2 separate regions of the Homo sapiens genome follow, and region 2 is linked to region 1. The links are chromatin contacts, found by Hi-C or POLR2A ChIA-PET in ENCODE. All regions are on one chromosome and are shown on one strand. Each heading gives the region's core, a stretch centred on a gene start or an enhancer-like site at or near the end of the contact. The rest is flanking DNA. Distances are from core to core; before and after follow the strand shown.

Region 1 (4,271 bases), core at 692-3,191:
CTTCTGAGTAGCTGGGATTACAGACGCGTGCCACCACGCCTGGCTAATTTTTGTATTTTTAGTAGAGATGGGTTTTCACCATGTTTACCAGGCTGGTCTCAAACTCCTGGCCTCAGGTGATCCACCCTCCTTGGCCTCCCAAAGTGCTGGGATTTCAAGCGTGAGCCACCACGCCCAGCCCCTGTATCTTCTTTATTTTATATCATTTGTATTCCTACCACCTAGTACAGTCTGAGTACTCAATACATTGTGGTGAATTGGCAACTCTCTAGCCCCAATTCACCATGGTCCTCATGACAGAGAGACTAACTCTATTGTATTGAATCAAATTTCCAGTCACGTATTGTGTCCTTTATACATTCAAGTTATAATGTGTATAAATGCATGGCAAAAGGGCCAAAGGAGCCCTAATGTAAAAACATTGGCAATAAAACTGTTGAGACAAACCAAGAATCCAGGTTGCCAGGGTCAGCAGTTTTAACATTGTTTTATGGTACATTGTGTACTTTTCCTTCTTACTGATATGCATTGCACTGTGACCTTTGCAGAGTCCTATCCTGCCCTGCATTTTTCACAGAGTTGCTCTCAGTCTCAAATAAGATACCATATGCATGTGAAAGGGCTTTTGAAATGGAAAAGCAGTAGAAAGTTGAAAGTAAAATGGTCTCTTTCTCTCTAGGGCATCAAGGCATCTCACAGAGCACACTTTAGCTACTGGGAGGATTGACCTTGGGTGAAATTTCAGTATGTAAAGCTTGTTTGGGGTTATCTTACATAATTTTTTCTTTCCTTGTGCTATACACACACACACACATATATGTGCATATATGTACAATGCACATATATACACACACACATATGGCACCTAGTATATGCTTGGTGCTATGCTAGGTGCTGGGGAGACAGTGAGAACAACCCAGGTGCCCAGGACCTGTCCTCACAGCCCACCTAATCCTTTTAAGTCTTTACATACCTCCCATCCCCCACCCCCATGCTCCTTACTCATGGTATTCAACCCAACTGATTGACTTATTTATTGTTATTTATATGCTTATATATTTATAGATTTATCATTTTATCAAGATTTTTACGAAGATACTCAATTGGAGGTTCCTAATTCTGGAGAAATTTCCATTTTACAAATATATTCTTGGAGAGGGCATGATTATGGACCTGTCACATTTGAGTACTGTGGCAGTTAGAAGGAGGGCAATTTTGGGAGGCCCTTCCAGGCTATGTCCTTCCAGCTATTAATGAGGTTCTGTTTCAGAGCAGACCATATTACACGGTGTTATTAATAAATCTGGCGAGTGGTTATAAGGGTGTGTGTATCGGAATAATCCATTAAGCTGTACATTGGTTTTATATGGCTGTCTATATTTGTGTTTTATTTAACAGTAACAGTTAACAATAACAGTTAAAAATAAGTATCACTTCTTTTAAAATTCACACAACTTCTTGGGCTGAGTGAAATGTGGCGCAGGTGCAGGACTGTGGGAAGACAGGAGCGCCAGGGAATGTCTGGCCAGCAGCGCGCTGCCCTCAAGGGGCCTCCTTGAAGGCCCCTTGAAGAGGGCAACACAACTAATGACGATAACAATAACAACGATGACAATATTGACGATGACAATAACAGTAATAAATCCGAGCAAGAGACTCGAATCTGTCAAACAGCAGCGACCACCACGAATCGCATCCCCGCGGCGCCGCCATACAGGAGACTGCCCTCGCCGAGGCCACAGCGGCTCTCGCGGCGCCCCTGGAGGCCCCCTTCCTGCCTTGGCCAGAGGGGCGGGGCGTAGGCTGGGGGCGGGGCCGGAGAGTGGGCGGGGCCTGGCGCGTGGGCGGGGCTCCGGGCGGGCCGGCCGCCGAGGGTGGGGCCGAGGAGGAGGAGGAGGAGGAGGAGAAGGAGGTAGGGGCCTGCGGGTGGCTGGGCGGGGCGCGCTCGGGCCTCCGCTCTTCACGCGCCGCATTCGTAGCCCGAGAGTCCGCGCCGCGGGGAGGCTTGGAGGCAAGCGCTGCCCGCGAGCTGAGCCGCCGGAGGAGGAGCCGCGGGCAACGAGGTAGGCAAAGGAACACTGGCCGCACGGCCTGGAGCCTTCAGCTCCCTCGTCCCGGCCCGAGGGGGTGGCGAGGCTCGGGGCGGCGCGCGGAGGCCGGGGCGGGCGGGGCCGGGACCTGGGGGCGGGGACCGGCCTGGCCAGAGGGGCCACACGGAGCTGATTGGGCTGTGGAAGTCGGAATTCCAGTCGGTGCGGTGCGGTGCGGTGCGTTGCCTCGGCGCGGCCGGCCGGTCCCGGGACACGGCACCAGGGAGGTGTGGAAATTGCCTGCCCCAGGGGCGCCCGCGGAGGAGGGTAGGCGGGGGCGGCCTGGGCCCTCCCACTTTTCAGGGCTCCTGGGCCAGTTCGCCCGCACAGCCCTCGGGAACTTGTTAACAGGAAAGCCTGGCAGAGAAACAAATGCCAGCGTTTTGGAAGAACTGAGAGTCACGTCGTTAGGCGCTGAGGCTTTCTTTTCCTTCCCCGCCCCCTGCCCAACCTCGGCCCGACTTGGCCAAAGAAGGATGTGTCACCAGCTCCGGGCCGCGGACGGGATTCCCGGCCCGCCAGGAGCCGGGGTACCTGAAACAAAGGTAAACGGAGGCCGGGCGGCCCCTGGTCCTGCACCGCGGCCGCGCTGGAGCGCCTCGGTGGGTCTCTCCCGCGCCGACCTGGCCGCCGCCGCCGCGGAGGGGCGTTCTCCTGGGGGACCTCTCGATGGAAACCAGCTGGCCGGGCTTGGAGTTGATGTTGCATCCGAACTCTGTTGTGCTCCCGTTATTCCCAGTCCTCCCACTCTGGTAAAGCTTAAGGAAATTTTATCCAGTCTTGGTGGTCAGCAAATGTAGGGGAAGACAAATTATTGTTTGTAAATTATAAGGTATTTTCTAATTAGGAAATGGCCTGAAAACATTAAATTCTTAACACGTAAGCAAAAAAAGAGTAATTCCTTCCAACATCTGAGGAAGTATTCCTCCTCAAATCTTCATTTATGTACAAAACATCCCCCACACCTTTGGTGCCAGGCATTTTTCTTTGTTCTTCCTTAGTCTCAGGCCTTAGTTTCTTGTAAACAGAACCCAGCGCCTAGACCCTAAGAATTGCCATACTAGGTCAGAGCATGGGCGTCCAGTTCAGTAGGCAGCCGGCTTGTGTTGTAGTAAAACTGTTGTTTTTTTTTCTTGGTGGTATGTTAAAAATTATCTCAGTTTCTTTCAGTAGTCCATGAAAGCCTTTTAAAAATTTTCTAAGCCACTGCTAATTTACACACACAATTTATTTACATTTATTGCATCCAAATGGCCCTTTTATCACCTCTGGCAGAAGAACTTAATGGCATGAGATACTTGTGGAAAAAAACTTAGATCTTTTATACAATCTAGGAGCTCAGAAATCTAGGAGATTTCTAGGAGAACGGGGAAACAGATCAAAAAGGTTTTTAAAAAACAAAGCTTTGGGAAAGTGTTACTGGGGCCAATCTGGCTGTTGAGTTCAAAAATAGCTTTATGCACTGACAACCTGAACATTGAGCAGTTAAAGATTTATTTGTACTCATAAGTATTTGCATATTTTAAAATGTAGCTTAACATTCTGGAGAGTGAAGGGCCTATCTGACTTTATCTTGGGCTGAATTAATTTGGCCTTAATGTTCAGCTGAAACCAGCTACTCTGAGAGAATGGAAGTTTTGTTTCAGCGAGAAAGGAAAAAAGGAAATGAATAATTTTGGAGTATAGGGTACTTGGGGGCACCTGTTCAAATCATAACTTTGCTTTTAAACTCTTCAGAGACTCCTCCTTGCTCCTGACAAACATAGTCCCCACTGATCTGGCCCCTGTTACCTTTCAAACACACAGCTGAAGCTTCACCTCTGCCCTGAAGCTTTGCTTGACACCCCCCATCCCCCAAAAAGAAAACAGATATTTAAAAATCACCACCCTCAGAAGTGCAATTGACAGCTCTTTTGAGTGTTATCGTCCTCTGAGTCAGAGTTTCTCATTTGTAGTTCTGTTGACATTTTAGGCCAGGTAATTTCTAGTTGTGGAGGGCTATCATGTGCAGCGTAGGATGTTTAGCAGCATTTCTAACCTTTACTGAGGAATAGATACCAGTAGCACTCCACACACACAGTTGTGAACATCAAAAATGCTTACAGACATCGCAAATGTCCCCCAGGAGGACCAAAATCACCCTTAGTTAAGAACCACTGTTGTGAGCAGACTGCTGCCTTA
Region 2 (4,271 bases), core at 898-3,397, 210 kb after region 1:
ACTTTATCTTGGAAAGGCACTCTGAAACGCTGCAAACAGAAAATCTTCCACTATTTTGTACAGGAATGTAGTCTTGGATTCTGCCAGGCAAATCTTTCCTGTACCATGGGGGCATGGCTTGTTTTTGTTGTTGTTGTTTTGGCGGGGGGGGGGGGGGGGGGGGGTGCTTATTTTTTAAATGGTTACGGGTACATAATTTTTGTGCATATGTATGGGGGTACACGTGATATTCTGACAAGCATATAACCTGTAACAATCAAATGAGGCTAACTGGAATATCCATCACCTCAAACATTTATCATTTCCTTGTGTTGGGAACATTCCAAATCCACTCCTATTATTGGTTTTGGTGGGTTGTTTGTTTTTTGTGTTTTTTTTGAGACGCAGTCTCACTCTGTCACCTAGGCTGCAGTGGAGTGGCATAATCTGGGCTCACTGCAACCTCTGCCTCCCTGGTTCAAGCAATTCTCCTGCCTCAACCTCCTGAGTAACTGGGATTACAGGTGCACACCACCACGCCCAGCTAATATTTTGTATTTTTAGTAGAGACGGGGTTTCACCATGTTGGCCAGGGTGGTCTTGAACTCCTCCTGACCTCAGGTGATCCACCTGCCTCGGCCTCCCAAAGTGCTGGGATTACAGGCGTGAGCCACCGCACCCAGCCTCTACGTGTTTTGAAATATACAATAAATCATGGTTAACTGGCCAGGCACGCTCCAGCACTTTGGGAGGCCAAGGTGGATTGATCACTTGAGGTCAGGAGTTCAAGACCAGCCTGGTCAACATGGTAAAACCTCATCTCTACTAAAAATAAAAAAGTAGCCAGGTGTGGTGGCAGATGCCTGTAATCCCAGTTACTCGGGCTGAGGCACAAATCATTTGAGCCCAGGAGGTGAAAGATGCAGTGATCCAGGATCGCGCCACTGCACTCCAGCCTGGGCGACAGAGAGACTCCATTAAAAAAAAAAAAATCAGCGGGGCGGTGGCTCATGTCTATAATCCCAGCACTTTGGGAGGCTGAGGCAGGCAGATCACCTGAGGTCAGGGGTTCACGACCAGCCTGGCCAACATGGTGAAACCCCGTCTCTACTTAAAAATATATATATATACAAAAATTAGCTGGGCGTGGTGGTGCATGCCTGTAATCCCATCTACTCAGGAGGCTGAGGCAGGAGAATCATTTGAGCCCAGGAGGCAGAAGCTACAGTGAGCCGACATCACACTACTGCACTCCAGCCTGGGAGACAAGAGCAAAAATCCCTCTCAAAAAAAAAAAACCATTGTTAACTATAGTCATTCTACTGTGTGACTGAAGTACAAGACCTTTCCATAAAGACTCAATCCAACCATATTTGTTTCAAATATACTTCACAGCTTTCCATTTTCTACAGGATGACCAAAAGGAAAAAAAACTCTGTCCTTTTTTTTTTTTTTTTTTTTTTTTGAGATGGGAGTCTCGCTCTGTCGCCAGGCTGGAGTGCAGTGGCGTGATCTCGGCTCACTGCTGCCTCCTGGGTTCAAGCGATTCTCCTGCCTCAGCCTCCCGAGTAGCTGGGACTACAGGCGTGCGTCACCATGCCCAGCTAATTTTTGTATTTTTAGTAGAGACATTCACTATGTTGGCCAGGATGGTCTCGATCTCTTGACTTCGTGATCCGCCCACCTCAGCCTCCCAAAGTGCTGGGATTACAGGCGTGAGCCACTGTGCCCAGCCTGTCCATATTTTTAAATAACTCCAATCAGGCCAAAAAAGAATACAAGCCTGATCTCAAACTGGCAGGGGGATACCTTTTTAATTTATAAAAGGAGGTAAAAATGAGGTAGCAGAACCCTAACAATGATGGGAGGGAAAAGAGGCCAATTATATGCCAAGATTTGTTCAATATGTTTGAGAAAGTATTCTACTTTCTGTTCCATCCCGAAACATGTCCTAATGATGAATGTTTTCTGTATGTTTGGCATTGTAAAAGTAATCATTTTCTTTCATTATATTATTACTCAACATTTACCTGGGTATGTCTCACAAACATGAGAAAATGAGACATGTTAAATCTTTAAAAATTTAGCAAGTCATTGCTGTTTCAAATCAAAAGGAAGTGTAAAGTTAGTCACTGTTACAAGTCAGATTCCTAGGCATGCAAACTCTTAGGACAGGTTAGTGTGCAGAAAACTTATGAAGAGCTTCTCTCAGGATTATCATTTGTAAAGGAAGGAAGGAAGTGGCTGGGATGAACTCACAAAAAAGGCCTCAGATGACCCAAAAGAAACTCTAAAGCTGAATGACTCCTTAGGGTTGTCCTATGCTGGGCCCAAGGAGCCAGGTACTTTAATGAACCAGAACCTGGAGGCACACTACTCACAACGAAAGCATGTGACCATGAATGAGTTGCTCTCTTCAGCCAAGGATGATTCCCAGACAGGTCTCACAGCCTCAGCAGCACACCCACTAGCTAAAAGAATGAATTTCTTTAAGCCTTAAGTGGGGATTTGGGTATTACATCATGGCATCCACTACAATCAGTAATTCTGTAACTGTCCAAGTCTGACAAATTTTGAGTAAAACAATGTCATATATATTAATAGTGTGCTCCTAAGTGATTTGGCCCTCAGTTTCTTAAAGCTATTAACTAAATATCTAGGTTCTTTTCACAGCTGTAAAATTTGATGATTCCAAGACGTATGGCCAGGTCTATAAAGGGTGTATCAAAAGCCTTGCATTTGGGTATAATTAATTTTCACTAGGTATCATGTTGAGGTAACAGGTATGTATGTGAGAGTTTTATTCTACTTTGTATGTTGAAACTTTTTCTTTTTTTTGGAGACAGGGTCCCACTCTGTTGCCCAGTCGCTTAGGATGAAGTGCAGTGTCATGGCTCATCGTAGCCTCAACCTCCTGGGGCTCAAGCAATCCTCCTAACTCAGCCTTCTGCGTAGGTGGGACCACAACTCCTGGCTCAAGCGATCCACCCACCTTGGCCTCCCAAAGGGCTGGGATTACAGGCGTGAGCCACCGCACCTGGCCTGTATATTGAAATTTTCTATAAACGTGACAAAATAAAGTCCAATGAAAGCTTGAATATTTCTACTTATGTCAATTTTTTCATGCTTCCAAATTTACCAGAAGGTTTACATATTTAAGTATTCTCCCTCTCTCCACCTCTCATCATACTCATACTCACTCCCCGACAACACATACACACATACAGTACCCTTTTCTTCTTCCCTCCTACGTAAATCCTCCTCTCCCTCCAATGCTTTGGCTCACATACCTCCCATACTCCCCCCACCCAGTTACCTATACCTAATGTTATTTATACCCTCTCTCTCACTTCCACCTTCAACCTTCCTTCCTATAGCAACTCCCCATCCAGTTATTCCCTATGCAGAAGCTTCTCACCAGAATGTGTCTTCTAATGAAAGGCAAAAATTGCTAATCCCAAATGTAGTGGGCACTTCTGGTTCATTATTCTTCCCTTGAAATGCTCTCCTCCTTTCTCCCCTAACACTGTCTCCGTCATCTCCTCTACATCCTCTTCTGTCCCCTCATTAATTTTAGTATTTCCCATGTTTCCTTAATAGGATCTACTCTCCTTACTCCCTTTCAGTAATCCTTAGTAATCCTTACTGACACAGACCCCTTTGAGAATCTGACTATACAAATGTGTACGTCTTCAGTTCAAGAGCTAATAAAAAAAAAAGTACAAATTGTTGTTCAGAATCTTATGAGGATCATTAATCTTTTCCCCTTTTGAAACAGACATGACACCATACAAACTTTAAAACTGACCTACGGGGCCGGGCACAGTGGCTCACACCTGTAATCCCAGTACTTTGGGAGGCCAAGGCAAGAGGATCACTTGAGGTCAGGAGTTCAAGACCTGACTGTCCAACATGGCGAAACCCTACCTCTACTAAAAATACAAAACCAGCCAGGCATGGTGGTGTGCGCCTGTAATCCCAGCTACTTGGGAGGCTGAGGCACAAAAATCGCTTGAACCCAGAAAGCAGAGGTTGCAGTGAGCTGAGATCACGCCACTGCACTCCAGCCTGGGCGACAGAGCAAGACTTTGTCTCAAAATAAACAAACAAACAAACAAAAGAAGGTGGAACATACTTCTTTCTAGAGTGATTGCCCATAAAGCTGTTTTAACTACTGTTCATAAACTGGTGACTTCTGAATCTGTATCTCCAACTCAAATCTTTCTCCCCTGAACTTCAGACCCAATATCGAAGTGCCTACTAGGAATCTCATCTCTCTTTTGCCAACCCAC

The links. Hi-C counts contacts between places; a loop is a spot of excess contacts on that map. ChIA-PET counts read pairs that join two places held with the same protein, here RNA polymerase II (POLR2A).
Region 2: a loop to region 1 is called in a map of endothelial cell of hepatic sinusoid, with 2.6 times the contacts of the local background. The contact joins the enhancer-like site here to the promoter of PPP2R3A in region 1. A Hi-C loop is called at or near these places in 2 of 168 maps with a recorded cell type or tissue (endothelial cell of hepatic sinusoid and posterior cingulate gyrus). POLR2A ChIA-PET finds 5 or more read pairs at or near these places in 4 of 52 experiments (BJ, H1, Panc1 and 1 more).

What each region holds. Positions count from the first base shown.
Region 1 is chr3:135,963,787-135,968,057 of GRCh38, forward strand. It overlaps PPP2R3A (protein phosphatase 2 regulatory subunit B''alpha), which reads left to right and starts at 1,942. Exons shown (of 14, transcript NM_002718.5): 1 at 1,942-2,063. RefSeq lists an enhancer at 1,516-2,334 and silencers at 1,779-2,008, 2,139-2,418.
Region 2 is chr3:136,169,089-136,173,359 of GRCh38, forward strand. All of the region lies in intron 1 of MSL2 (MSL complex subunit 2), which reads right to left. Among named protein-coding and RNA genes, the nearest start is that of MSL2, 25 kb to the right of the region's middle. Within about 2 kb of position 2,148, at least 3 of the 41 ENCODE cell types and tissues checked have a DNase peak (open chromatin) inside an H3K27ac peak, as active enhancers do.